Linked DNA regions of Homo sapiens: region 1 is linked to region 2. The links are chromatin contacts, found by Hi-C or POLR2A ChIA-PET in ENCODE. All regions are on one chromosome and are shown on one strand. Each heading gives the region's core, a stretch centred on a gene start or an enhancer-like site at or near the end of the contact. The rest is flanking DNA. Distances are from core to core; before and after follow the strand shown.

Region 1 (6,033 bases), core at 83-2,582, 300 kb before region 2:
TTTCAAGAGCAGGGAATTTGTATTGGTATTGAGGACTTTGACATTTGTATTACATGGGAAAAGCAAAAGACTAACAAGGGGATCATGTTCACATTAGCCTGAGGGACTGAGTAGTTTTCAGTATTCAAGCTAAAACAAAACACCTTTCTCTAAGGGTGTAAATGCAGCTTTAATTTCAAAAATGTGCTTTTTCTTAGAGGCAGAGGGAGTTAAATAGTTCATAACAAAAGGTGAGGATTCCTGGTATTGAGTTCTAACGGTAATGACCATTACACAGGTTTTTGATTTGTGCTGGATTGTTGCTGAGCATTAAGGACATCCTACCAAAGTCCAGGAAACTGCTAATTAATCCTGCAGGAGACTGCAAAGACACACTTGCCATTCATCCAGCAAGTGCTATTTAAAAGCCTGTTGTGAGCATCTGAGTGCATTTGGGCTAAAGAGCTCATGGACTAGACGCAACAGGAGCTATACAGACTACCAGTGCACCACCAGCGTGCACCAGAATGCATGTCCCAGCAAACAACTCTCAATTGGCCAATTTGCAACAGGGCACCCTTTAGCCTCTTTGGCCCTGGTCATTTCCTTCCCACCCTGCCCTTTTGGAGGCATCAACATTGAGCTCAAAACATGTTCAGTGCATTCTTTGCAGTGTACCATTTGTACCTTCAACAGCTAGGCTGACATTTGTTAAGGTAATATAAGAATGCAGCAGATAGACAGGAAGCATGAACTTCGGGTCAGTGAATCCAAAATGCTCTCTCACTACAGCCTGTTTTCTGCACAGCAGGCTGTGGCTCTAATGACTGTTTCTCATTGAACTCCTAGAAGAGCAGCAGTCTCCCTTTCCTTCAGTATCTTGCCTGTTTCTCCTTGGGGGACAATCAGCCTCTTGTGCTTTTTTCATTCTAATGCAATGAGCCTCTAAGAGTTGGCCTCCCAAGCTCTTTGGCAGTAAATGCATCTTGAAGATATGAAGACACAAGCAGCCACCTCAATAAGGAAGAGATACAGAAATGTACTGTGAAGTTTCATGTGACTAGATTCAGTTCAGTGAGCATTTACAGAGCATCTGGGCAGGTGTTCAAGGTAGTGAGGGGGCAAAACCTTTTGAGAGCTTACTACAACCTGGACACCAGCACTGGAGCATTACCTGAGCCAGCTTAATTCATACTTCCCCACTCTGTGAGGACACACTAGAGGACACACTACAGTCTGAATTTTAGACACAAGAAATGGAGAGGTTCAACAACTGGCCCAAGTCCCACAGGTAGAGAAGGCTTTAAAGCCAGGACCTTGCATCTATATCGAAGCCTAAACTCATTCCACTTTTCCACTGTGTCTTCCTGAAGCTGAAAAGGCACAGGAGATAAGGAGGAGACCACCCCTCATATTGTCTTATGCCCAATTTCTGCCCCCAAAGAAAAAAAGGAAGTAAAAACTAAAAGGCAGAAATGAAACCCACAGGCAGACAGCCCGGCACCACAGCCTGGGCCTAGTAAAGATTGGCCCCTGACCTAATTGGTTATGTTATCTATAGATTACGTTGTATGGAAAAGCACTGTGAAAATCCCTATCCTGTTCTGTTCCACTCTAATTACCAGTGCAGGTGTACACAGCCCCCAGTCACGTACTCTCTGCTTGCTCAATTGATTAAGACCCTCTCACACGGACCCCCTTAGAGTTGTAAGGCCTTAAAAGGGACAGGAATTGCTCACTCAGGGAGCTCAGTTTTTGGAGACGTGAGTCTGCCAATGTTCCCAGCTGAATAAAGCCCTTTCCTTCTACAATTCGGTATCTGAGGGGTTCTTGTCTGCGGCTCGTCCTGCTACAGAGAGATGTAAGTCCAATCAACAAGTGATGGGTATACACATGTAGTTTAACAGAAAGAAAGGAGCAGAGCATCCCAGCAGGAGTCTAAAGAGGGAGGAAGTTGAGATAGGAGGGGCCTGAGTTTGAGGCTCAGTTCTGCTAATCTCTTGCCTTCCTACAAGGCAGCGTGGAGGTGAACCTGAGTGCTCTGTGAGCTGTCCCCGCACTTCACAAAGCCTCCACCCTATGACGCCAAATTCTCCCTGCACTTAAGGCTCCACAGATGATCTGCCTATCTCTCCTCAAAAGCTTCACCAATTCTTGCATTTTTAACTCAACAAGCATTCATTTAACAATTAATATGCATATTAAATGCATGCTTCCTTTTAAACACAAGTGTTCAATGTCAAACATTTTATTTGCATGTGTGAAATAAAATATATCCAATTATTCATTAAGCAGTATCTTCATAACAAAACAGAAGTGGCTAAAATAAAGAACCTCTGTACAAGTGGTTATTCTCCAGCTATTTTAAAAGTTTCAAACAAAATCGTCAAGACATATTACTAAATGAAAAAAGCAAAAACAAGATACAGAACATTTAATAAGCTAGTGTGAGTGTGTGTGTGTGTGTGTAAAACACAGGAGACCAATAACATTGATTGCCTCCAGGAGGGAACTGGATAGCTGAGGAATAAGAACAAGAGGAAGACTTTCACCATACAGAAGTGCTTTCCAAGCTACCTGTGAGGGAGAAGGACCAATATTTTTCCCCTCATTCATTACAGACCAGTGCATGGTCCTATTACGTATGTTTCTATGCAGATTGCTTTATGTACCACTTACCACATGACTTTGACAATGTTCAAACCCATTTATTCCCTTTTCCTGGGCTAAAGTCCACTGGTTTTACACTTGGACGTAGAGAAAATGTCACATTGCTACAGAAGTTTCTAACTCTTACTTTTTACTCTGAATTTCTGTTGTGTACAACAAGAAATGAATGTGTACAATGTAGTTTAACAAAAAAGGAAGGACCTCACGTGAAAAAAAAGAAAACAGTTCCCAGAAAGGCACTGCCATACATCCTCCTGCACTTTTGACTTTGAATATATGATCTTTCCGGAGGAATTTGCTTTATAAAAAAATTGCCAGGGAAACACCCTTAGCAGAAGTGAGGACAGACTTGAGGATCTTCAATTCCCTTGGATGCTCTCTTGCAGCATCAGCTATCAGCAAAAGTGTGAGACTGTTCAAGTCTGTCTGTGGCTCTTTCACCACCTTCTGTAGTAAACAAGATGCTCCATCCAGTCCTTTCACCTCCTTTCTGGAGGAATCTTATGGTTCCTTCCTCTGTACTCTCTGACACTTAATGTGGAGGCCAACTCACTCTTATGTAGGTATACAGTCCTAATACAAAAATACACTATTTCCCTTTCATGTAAACAGAGAAATTGAAAATATAGTTTTCCAGACTGAAGGAAACAAAGCCTCAGGATTGGATATCAGATTTGAGTATTTTCAGTTGGCCACAACTTACAGCTGGTCAGCTCTCAGGAAGAGTGCATGAAAAATCCTGGGAGTGGGGTCAGGAGACAGGGGTTCTGTAGAACGTTCATGGTAGGTGTGGCAAGAAGTTCACAGGAAGGAGACACTAAAATTGGAGATTAAGGTAAATGAGGCTGGCCATTTCAGGTTCGTGTAATTCATTCAAGTAGTGATTAGAACTAAACTGTGCTAAGTCATCTTAAAGATCCGAATAGTCACCAGTTCAAACGTAACCAGGCTGAATATTTTAACAGGTCTAAAGAGGGAGAACATGTCTATCAGAAGCACAACACTGTGGAGTTCCAGGGTCATCTAAGCCATGACCAAGGGAGATGTGTCCAGACCTGAGGACAGAACCTACCAGGTCCTGGTGGCACAGCTGTTCCTGCTGCAGAGATAGTAGTATCAACCTTGAACTACTGCTCACCAGCACAGAGCTCATCCACCCTGTTCTCACGACATATGGATTAAGCAATCTGTTAATACAGGTTGCACCACCATGTGTCTTTGCCTACGGGAGAGAATGTGTTGGCTCTTCTGTTATATGTCTCATTATAAATTACTAAGCTGGCTCTGTAGTTTATATTCCAGGCTCTTATAAACCTAGATAATGTGAATCTATTCTGGCCATACAGATCTACTTTTGGTCAAGAGGAAAATGAAAGTGAATGAGCATATGAGGCTAAAGAACTGACCATGGGCAGGGGTTATTCCAACATGGCAAAACTACGTGAGGCCTTGTGGCAGTCGGGTGGCTAAAGACTGGGAAGCTGGCCTCACAATGCCTCTCTCTCAAAGTCCTCATGTACTTTTGGTAAAAGCAGAAGCTCTAGACATAATCTTGAGGCTTCTGTACTGGTTTTGATTTGGCATGGCTCAACAATGAATAATTGCAGTATGTCTGACATGCAGTTATACAGTTATAATAGTTGTAATTAATGACCAGGTTAAAAAGGCCCCATGTCAAAATGGCCAAGATAAAAAGCCATATACTTTGTAAAACCTGCTTTAAATTTAAAAAAGTTGAGATAATCCATGTATATGTTTCAAATTTTAACATGTATTTTTAAAGTACTGTGAGAAGTCTCCCACTCTTGCCTTATTTGCCAAGTTTCCACAGTAATCCCTGTGATTAATTTACTGTCCATTCGTGTAAATAGTTTGGCATACTCAATCCAATAAAATATATGTTTTTATATATTTCTTTTTTTACACAAAGTCCCATGCCCTGTGCTGTCTTTTGCATATCGTGATGATCTTTTGTTAGTATATCTTGGGTGATTTTTCCATAGCAATACAAAAACAAAGTTTCTTTCAGGAAGTCATATCATTCTTGTAGTAAACGAGGTAAGAACACAGGATTTGGCATCGGACAAACACAGCTTCAACAGTTACTATTTAAGTGCCTTAAGTGGGTTTTTTAACTCTAGTAAATTTTAAATTTCTAAATCTACAGAACGAGGAGAAAAATACCCTGTTTACAAGGTTTTTATTAGGTCTGAATATATAGGTGGAACCCTTCCCATGTTGTCATGCACAGGGTCATAGGAAAGAAGAGGAAGGAAGCAAGAAGGTGGAAGAAGGAAGAGGATTTCATAGTAGCCTTATTTTCAGGTTCCTGCAAATCAACCAACTGGGCACTGGATAGATGAGTTTCCTCCAGTGAACTTCGGTGTCCTCATTTTTTGTTGTTATTGTTGTTGTTTGTTTGTTTGTTTTTTGAGACAGAGTCTCGCTCTGTCACCCAGGCTGGAGTACAGTGGCACAATCTCGGTTCACTGCAACCTCTGCCTCCTAGGTTCAAGGAATTCTCCTGCCTCAGCCTCCTGAGTAGCTGGGATTATAGGCACGTACCACCACGCCCGGCGAATTTTTTGTATTTTTAGTAGAGACGGGATTTCACCATGTTGGTCAGGTTGTTCTCGAACTCCTGACCTGATGGTCCGCCCACCTCAGCCTCCCAAAGTTCTGGGATTACAGGCATTAGCCACCATGCCCAGCCTTCAGTGTCCTCATTTCTAAGCAAGGAGAATTAGATTGGACAGTTTACAAAGCATTTGTGGTACAACTGTTGCAATTTAATACCGTCAAGGAATTCATTAAGCTTGCCACTTTAAAAATATAATAATATTTAAAATATTTATATATTTCTTTAATGTGCATTTATGTGCCTGCTATATAAATATTTAAGATATTTAACGTGCATTTATTATGTGCCTGCTATATAAAAAGGAGTTAGAAAAAAGATGAGTAGAACATATCACTGCTCTTTGGAAAAATTTACAGGTTTGATATGGGCAGGGAAAATACAAATGAGGGGGCCAAGAAAAAGGGGAGAAAAGAAAACCTCTTAAAGCCTTCATTTGAATGAGATGGACAGAAGGTTCCATTGGGAACAATGAAGTTGGCTGAGAAACCTGTCCCAGTGGGTTTTCTGGCAGCAGAGAAGGCCTGGTTAATGACTTTGGTTTTAACTTTTATCTCAGAAATATGATGAGGGGAAGGGAACACCCTCTTGGATCTAAGGCACTATAAGCAGCAACACAGACACTGAGAAAAACTGGCTCAGTTCATCTTTGAACTCACAATTTAATCCCAATTGATTTACATGTATTAAGCACCTGCACATACTAGTTTTGTAAACTTGGGCGAATTGCCTTCTCAATACTTCAG
Region 2 (5,952 bases), core at 2,292-4,791:
GTCCTAAACATAAGGACACTATGTTAAAGCACCATTACCAAGCCAGATGCAATGGCACATGCCTGTAGTTCCAGCTATTTAAAAGGCCGAGGTTGGAGGATTGCTTGAGTCCAGGAATTAAATAAGGTATGATCACACCTGTGAGTAGCCACTGCACTCCAGCCTGGGCAATGTAACAAGACCCTATCTCTTAAAGAAAAAGCACCATTGCCAAAAAAAAAAAAAAAAAAAAAAAAAAAAAAAAAAAAAAAAAGGAGCTCATTATGAGCCAAAGTCTACTACGGAAAAACAAAGTTCAGTCAGAAAACGTAGGCTAGTTTTCAGCATGTTAAGAGTTTAAGTGTTACTAGTAGTCACATAAGTGAGAAAATCAAAACAAACTGGTACATAAATATATAGATATCTTTGTGATAGCAGAAAGACACACACATACAGCGAGACAGAGAGAGAAACTTAGAATGAACCTTTCCTGAAAGATATGAAAAGGAGAAAATATTACACAGAAGAATCAAACATGATGCATTAGCAGGGGACAAGGTCTTGTGACCACTCCTGCTAAAATATGCCAGTGGCAGAAGACAGATTCACAGGCTTTAAGAAAAGCCAAAAACAGAGTTTGAAAGTTATCCATAAGGGAAAACAGATTTTTTAAAAATAAACAAAGATCTCTTTTTCTACTTTCTCCTAGGTAGATTAACTTTTCTTCCACATTTTTCTATTTATTCTCAGCTTCCTAAAGTGGCATTTCCTTCATTTAATGGTAGGCAGGTGCATGTATGCACACATGGTACTTCAGGATAACAGAAATATCAAGAAGTGTGTGACAGAGGCAAAGAGGAAAAGAAGGTCTGGGGCATGACTTCTAGACCCTCCAGCACACTTTCCTGCCAAGCATGGAGGATCTACCAGACTTCTCCCCTGAAATTTAGTTCAGACACCTATAATTTAGCATAGAACAATGAGGCTGGATGAACTAGTGCTCCCCCTAGCCCTACCACTGCCTTATCTGATTAACCTTAACTGAGTGAAGTGTTACTTCCTTTGCTGAAAAAATGAGTTGTGCCAGCCAAGCTCTCTTTGGATGCCCAAACCAAAGGTGCTCTAGCCCTACAAGCTCAGCGCTGAGCTCAAGGCCATGGTCAGGCTATGGCGAAATCAAGAAAAAGATGACAGTCTCTGCCATCAAGGAAATAACGATCTAGATCAGAAGAAAAAGCAAATGCCTGAAATAAAGAAAGAACAGTTTAACAGACCATGGAAATTCATATGAAGTTACCAGGACAACAGAACATAATCAAAGTTAAAAAGGAGATGTCCAGGGTAAAAACACCTTTGGAGAAGTCCAAAATTGCTTTGTGAAGGGGTTGAGATTTGAGCATAGAATTGAATAACTGGTAGGTTTTGAGACGGTGAAGGAAGAGAAGTACACGTACAAACACACCCACACACACACACACACACACACACACACTTACATGTGCATACACATGGACCCACAGCCATCCCCATGGGTGTCTGGCAGCTGCTAGACACACAGAATAAGTTAATCCCTCAGACATATGGCTGAGCAGCAAATAAGCAGGTTCCCAATGTCACCTTTCAACATGCTAGGAATACTTTTATTATTTTATTATTTAATTACTTGGAGTCTTAAACGGTTTCTCATCTTTAAAGTCTTCTGATACATTTAAATCCCTAATTTAAATCCCTAGAGAGAGAAAACTTCCTCTATCAGCTCTCCTTAGACTTTAGTTGTATGGACAAAGTGTAGGGACTGCAAACAGCCTGAGATCTTGGGAGAAGCTTGAGTCCAGGAGTTGAAGCACACACAGTGCTTATTCCAGGGGAGGCCAGGATCCTGCAGCAGCCTTGTGTCTAAGGCTTACAGAGGAATTTCCCATCATCGTTTATGTCTCACTGTGTGTTCTGTGAAACACATGTCACACAGACTGATAGGTGACATGGCCTGGAGGAGTGGAAGCCTTTGCACAGGGCCCTTAAGGATGTTCCCCCATATCCGGAGAAAAAAACCATGAGAGTGTAAGAAACGATGCAAGCTCTATCAGAAATCACCATCCCACGTTGAGCTCATTCTTTTTACTAATAAGAAGAGGGCTGGATTTAATGGTCCCCAAATCCCTTTATAATACTCAAGTTCTCTGTTTGTGTGCTTGGGGCAAGTTGAACCATATTTATGGGCTTTTGCCTTCCTCATAGTGGATAGAACTGCATGTTCTCTCATAGACCATGAGAATTATGAAAATACTTTGGGATCCTTTAGTAAAAGCATTCATTCTTTTTAAGGTACCCATTAAAAGGGAGGGGAAAACCCAGATCCCAAAACCAAATCTTGCAAAATAAGTTAGCCACAGGATTACTTTCGAACAGCTCTCTTACCCTATTCTACCTGTCATATTCTGCCAGAATGTTCTCCAGGCTCTCCACGGACTCTACAGTTTACAAAAATTCATATCTCTTCAGGAAAATATCTGCTGCTTGAAATGAGGTTCACATGATTTGAAGCAAATTAGAATATTCCATGATGAGGAATACATAACATTTTGGTCAAAATCGCCTGGCCTAAGCCCATCTACATATTCTCCTCTTTCATCCTCATAACCTGAATGGAAATAAATGTCACACACTGACTCACAGACTTGCACAACCATGCACACACTATATCCTCCACTTTAAGACATAAGAGATTAACTTGTTCAATTTTATAACCTCTTGGTTTCCTTTCTTTGTTTCAAGTGCCTCTCTTTTTTCAAAATCATGTGTATTTGGGCAACTGGTTTGCCAAAAGGTATGGATGGCTAAAAACAATTTACTTATTGCAGACACAACCTCTTACCTTGTCCTGATAACTAATTAGCCAAAAGAGTGAGGGATGAAAAAGGAGAAAAAAAATAGTTCCAATAATATGCTAGTTTACCTCATACTTCTCTGTCATTTTGCAACAGACCATGAGAAGACATCACTACTTAATGAAAAAATATTCAATTGTCTAAATCTGAGTTTTCTTCCTGAAAACAGTAAATTTTAGCTAGATAGGAAAAAGTTTCTTTTAAAGAATATACCCTGTTTAGAGGTGGATAAAGTGAAAGAGTTATAGAGAAAAATTAAGAAATGTAAAGAATGAGAAAAATAGTGAAAAAGAGGTGAAGAGAAAAGAATACAGAGAGAAAAGATAAATGTAAGAATTTAAGAATGGTAGTTTAAAGATGCCCAACTCCTTGTTTTCACTATTGAGGAAGTGAGACCTAAAGTATGGAGAGGGGAAGAACAGGAAAGCTGGAAGAGGAAAAGTGAAAAGAAAGAGTAATCAAGAGAGAAAATAATGGAGGAAAGGGAAAGGGCAGGAGTCTCGAAGCAGCTTCTGGGAGACTCAGTCTAAGAAGTGCATGTCTCTAAGAAGCACATTCTGTCCTGGCTATCAGATGCAATCCTGTGGACATGACTGCACCAGCTATATTTAGCTCCGATGTAACTCAAGTCAATAGTGTTCCATTAGGGCAGCTGCTGCAGAGTCCTGAAGAAACGTTTTACTACCTACCCTGGAACAGCCGTGCCAAGGGCCTGGGCCTTCACAGCTACAGAACTCCACTGTGTTTATATACAAAGGAGCAGCATTTTGAACATAACTGATATGACTGTTAACATAGTTTAATGGCCTGCTATATAACAGAACAGCACTTTCAGAAGACCAAAGTCATTACTCTCGGTTCCTAAGGATGTCCCTTCCCCCAATCCCTGCAAGCAAATATTGGCCCTTACCTTATATGGTGTGTTCTCTCCCGAGACCTTCTCTGGTTTTCTGATCTTTGCTTTAACTCCGCATGGGGCTCTGTGCTTTGGAAGAATACTTTTCAACGTCTACTCAAGGACACCCAGGCCCAAATGACCCACAGAAATACCTACAGGTTTCCTCTGATGCCAGGGGAACATAGCTGATTCCTACTGAAAACAAAACAAAAACAAAAAACAAACAAAAAGCTTGGTTCTTGGAGGACTGGCAGGTTACCGACGTGCATACCCCATGGCCAGAAATGAAGACCTGCTATTACTAAGGAGAAGTGAAAAGTCTAGGAATAGTTGAGAAAGCCATGCTTGACCTGAATAATTCATTAAGTAACTATGAGTCATCGTTCTGGATATGGCATCTTATTAGATTTTGTGAGACAAACCACACATAGGCATTCCCTTCTCTCTCAAGCAGATTCAGTTATGATGTGTGCATAAAGCAATCACATGGGTGGGACAAGGAATAGATACATGGGCTCAAGATGAATGCTGAGGAAGGAAGATACACCTGGAATCTAAGAAGTCTAGGAATATTTTTCAGAGGAAGACACTCCTTTCTTGAAGAATGAATGGGGTACTGACAAGGAAAGAGAGCATTCCAGTTGAATGAGATCAAATAAGCAAAGTTGTCGCTTATTCTTTGGTTGTATATAGTCAGACACTTTCGCAAAGCTAAAGTCCCCAATCCTGTGCCTTGACAAGTATCAGTGGGTCTTCATAATTGATTCCTGGAACAAAAGCCATCTGCACAAAGGTTCTTTCCAAGAATCAACCTACTTATCTATGAATCTTTCTTCCATGAAACCAGACTAGGAAAGGTGAGCAGAAACTATCATAGAAAATATTTGGATCCTCAGAAGAATGACTGTCTCTGTTTCAGAAAAAGATTCAGGGCCAGTGACATTGATGCAAAAAAAATGATGGAAGCACCAGCTCTGATCTGAACCTTGAAAAGGAGATTCCCTGGAGGACGGTGTATGCCAATTATTTCTGCCTGGCAGAGGAGAGCAAGAAAGGAGGCAAGTGCCAGGTGGGGTGAGAAATTTACTGTAGCCAGAGTTCACCTACAGGCTGTCTAATTCCTTTAACCTGGGCTGGACTGAAGGGCTGAGAAGAACATTCTCATTAGGGTATGAAATGGATCATTTCCAGTGGCCAGATGGTTCCCCATAAATACATTAATGACTTTATAGGCATGTCTGCTTGGAAAAGGAACAATTTAACTACCACAACGTAGGAAGTGCTCCTTTTGGATTCTGGGTAAACTAAATCAAAGACCAAGAAATTACAAAAAAAAAAAAAAAGTCTTTGTTAAATTACTCCCTTTCGCACACCTCATTCTTTTTATATGGCAAGCTCAATAAACAAGTGTAATATTTGTTTTCAAATTAAAAAAATAAAATTCATCTCAACCTTCAAAAGTCATTCAACCATGAATGGTCCCAATGTTGAGAAACACACACACAAATCCACACACATATGCAAACCTGTGCACATGCACACACATACTCCTCATTGGTAACAAAGTCAAGGCTTCTACTGCTGAGTATGGCTGTGTAGTGACAGTACTCATGTCACACTTCAACTGGATGACTTTCCAAAGGCAGTCATGTCCCTGTCAAGAAGTTCCTTTCTTCTACCTCGAAACAGATCCCAAACCTGTCTCATTCTCTGTCTAATGCCCCATCCTCAACCCTCACTCAAGCTACAAGAGTAGCTGCCTAGAACTTCCAGAAGGATCTCTTTACAAACAAATCTGATCTTGTCCTGCCCCTACTTAACCTTTTTTTTTTAAATACTTTAATTTCTAGGGTACATGTGCACAATGTGCAGGTTTGTTACATATGTATACATGTGCCATGTTGGTGTGCTGCACCCATTAACTCGTCATTTACATTAGGTATATCTCCTAATGCTATCCCTCCCCGCTCCTCCTACCCCACGACAGGCCCCGGTGTGTGATATTCCCCTTCCTATGTCCAAGTGTTCTCATTGTTCAATTCCCACCTATGAGTGAGAACATGCAGTGTTTGGTTTTTTGTCCTTATGGTAGTTTGCTGAGAATGATGGTTTGCAGCTTCATCCATGTCCCTACAAAGGACGTGAACTCATCCTTTTTTATGGCTGCATAGTATTCCATGGTGTATA

The links. A loop is a pair of places that touch in the nucleus more often than their neighbours do. ChIA-PET counts read pairs that join two places held with the same protein, here RNA polymerase II (POLR2A). Pooled maps may share reads with other maps.
Region 1: a pooled map shows a loop between it and region 2 (9-fold over the local background). The contact joins two enhancer-like sites. A Hi-C loop is called at or near these places in 14 of 37 single-sample maps with no recorded cell type and 5 of 50 pooled maps. POLR2A ChIA-PET finds 5 or more read pairs at or near these places in 2 of 52 experiments (BJ and activated B cell).

The regions. Positions count from the first base shown.
Region 1 is chr18:45,098,975-45,105,007 of GRCh38, reverse strand. The region is part of intron 3 of LOC105372091 (a long non-coding RNA gene); the gene reads left to right. Among named protein-coding and RNA genes, the nearest start is that of MIR4319, 130 kb to the right of the region's middle. RefSeq lists enhancers at 1,339-1,408, 1,489-1,538. Within about 2 kb of position 1,332, at least 4 of the 41 ENCODE cell types and tissues checked have a DNase peak (open chromatin) inside an H3K27ac peak, as active enhancers do.
Region 2 is chr18:44,800,925-44,806,876 of GRCh38, reverse strand. The region is part of intron 2 of SETBP1 (SET binding protein 1); the gene reads right to left. Among named protein-coding and RNA genes, the nearest start is that of SETBP1, 120 kb to the right of the region's middle. RefSeq lists enhancers at 3,261-3,743, 3,802-3,851. Within about 2 kb of position 3,541, at least 17 of the 41 ENCODE cell types and tissues checked have a DNase peak (open chromatin) inside an H3K27ac peak, as active enhancers do.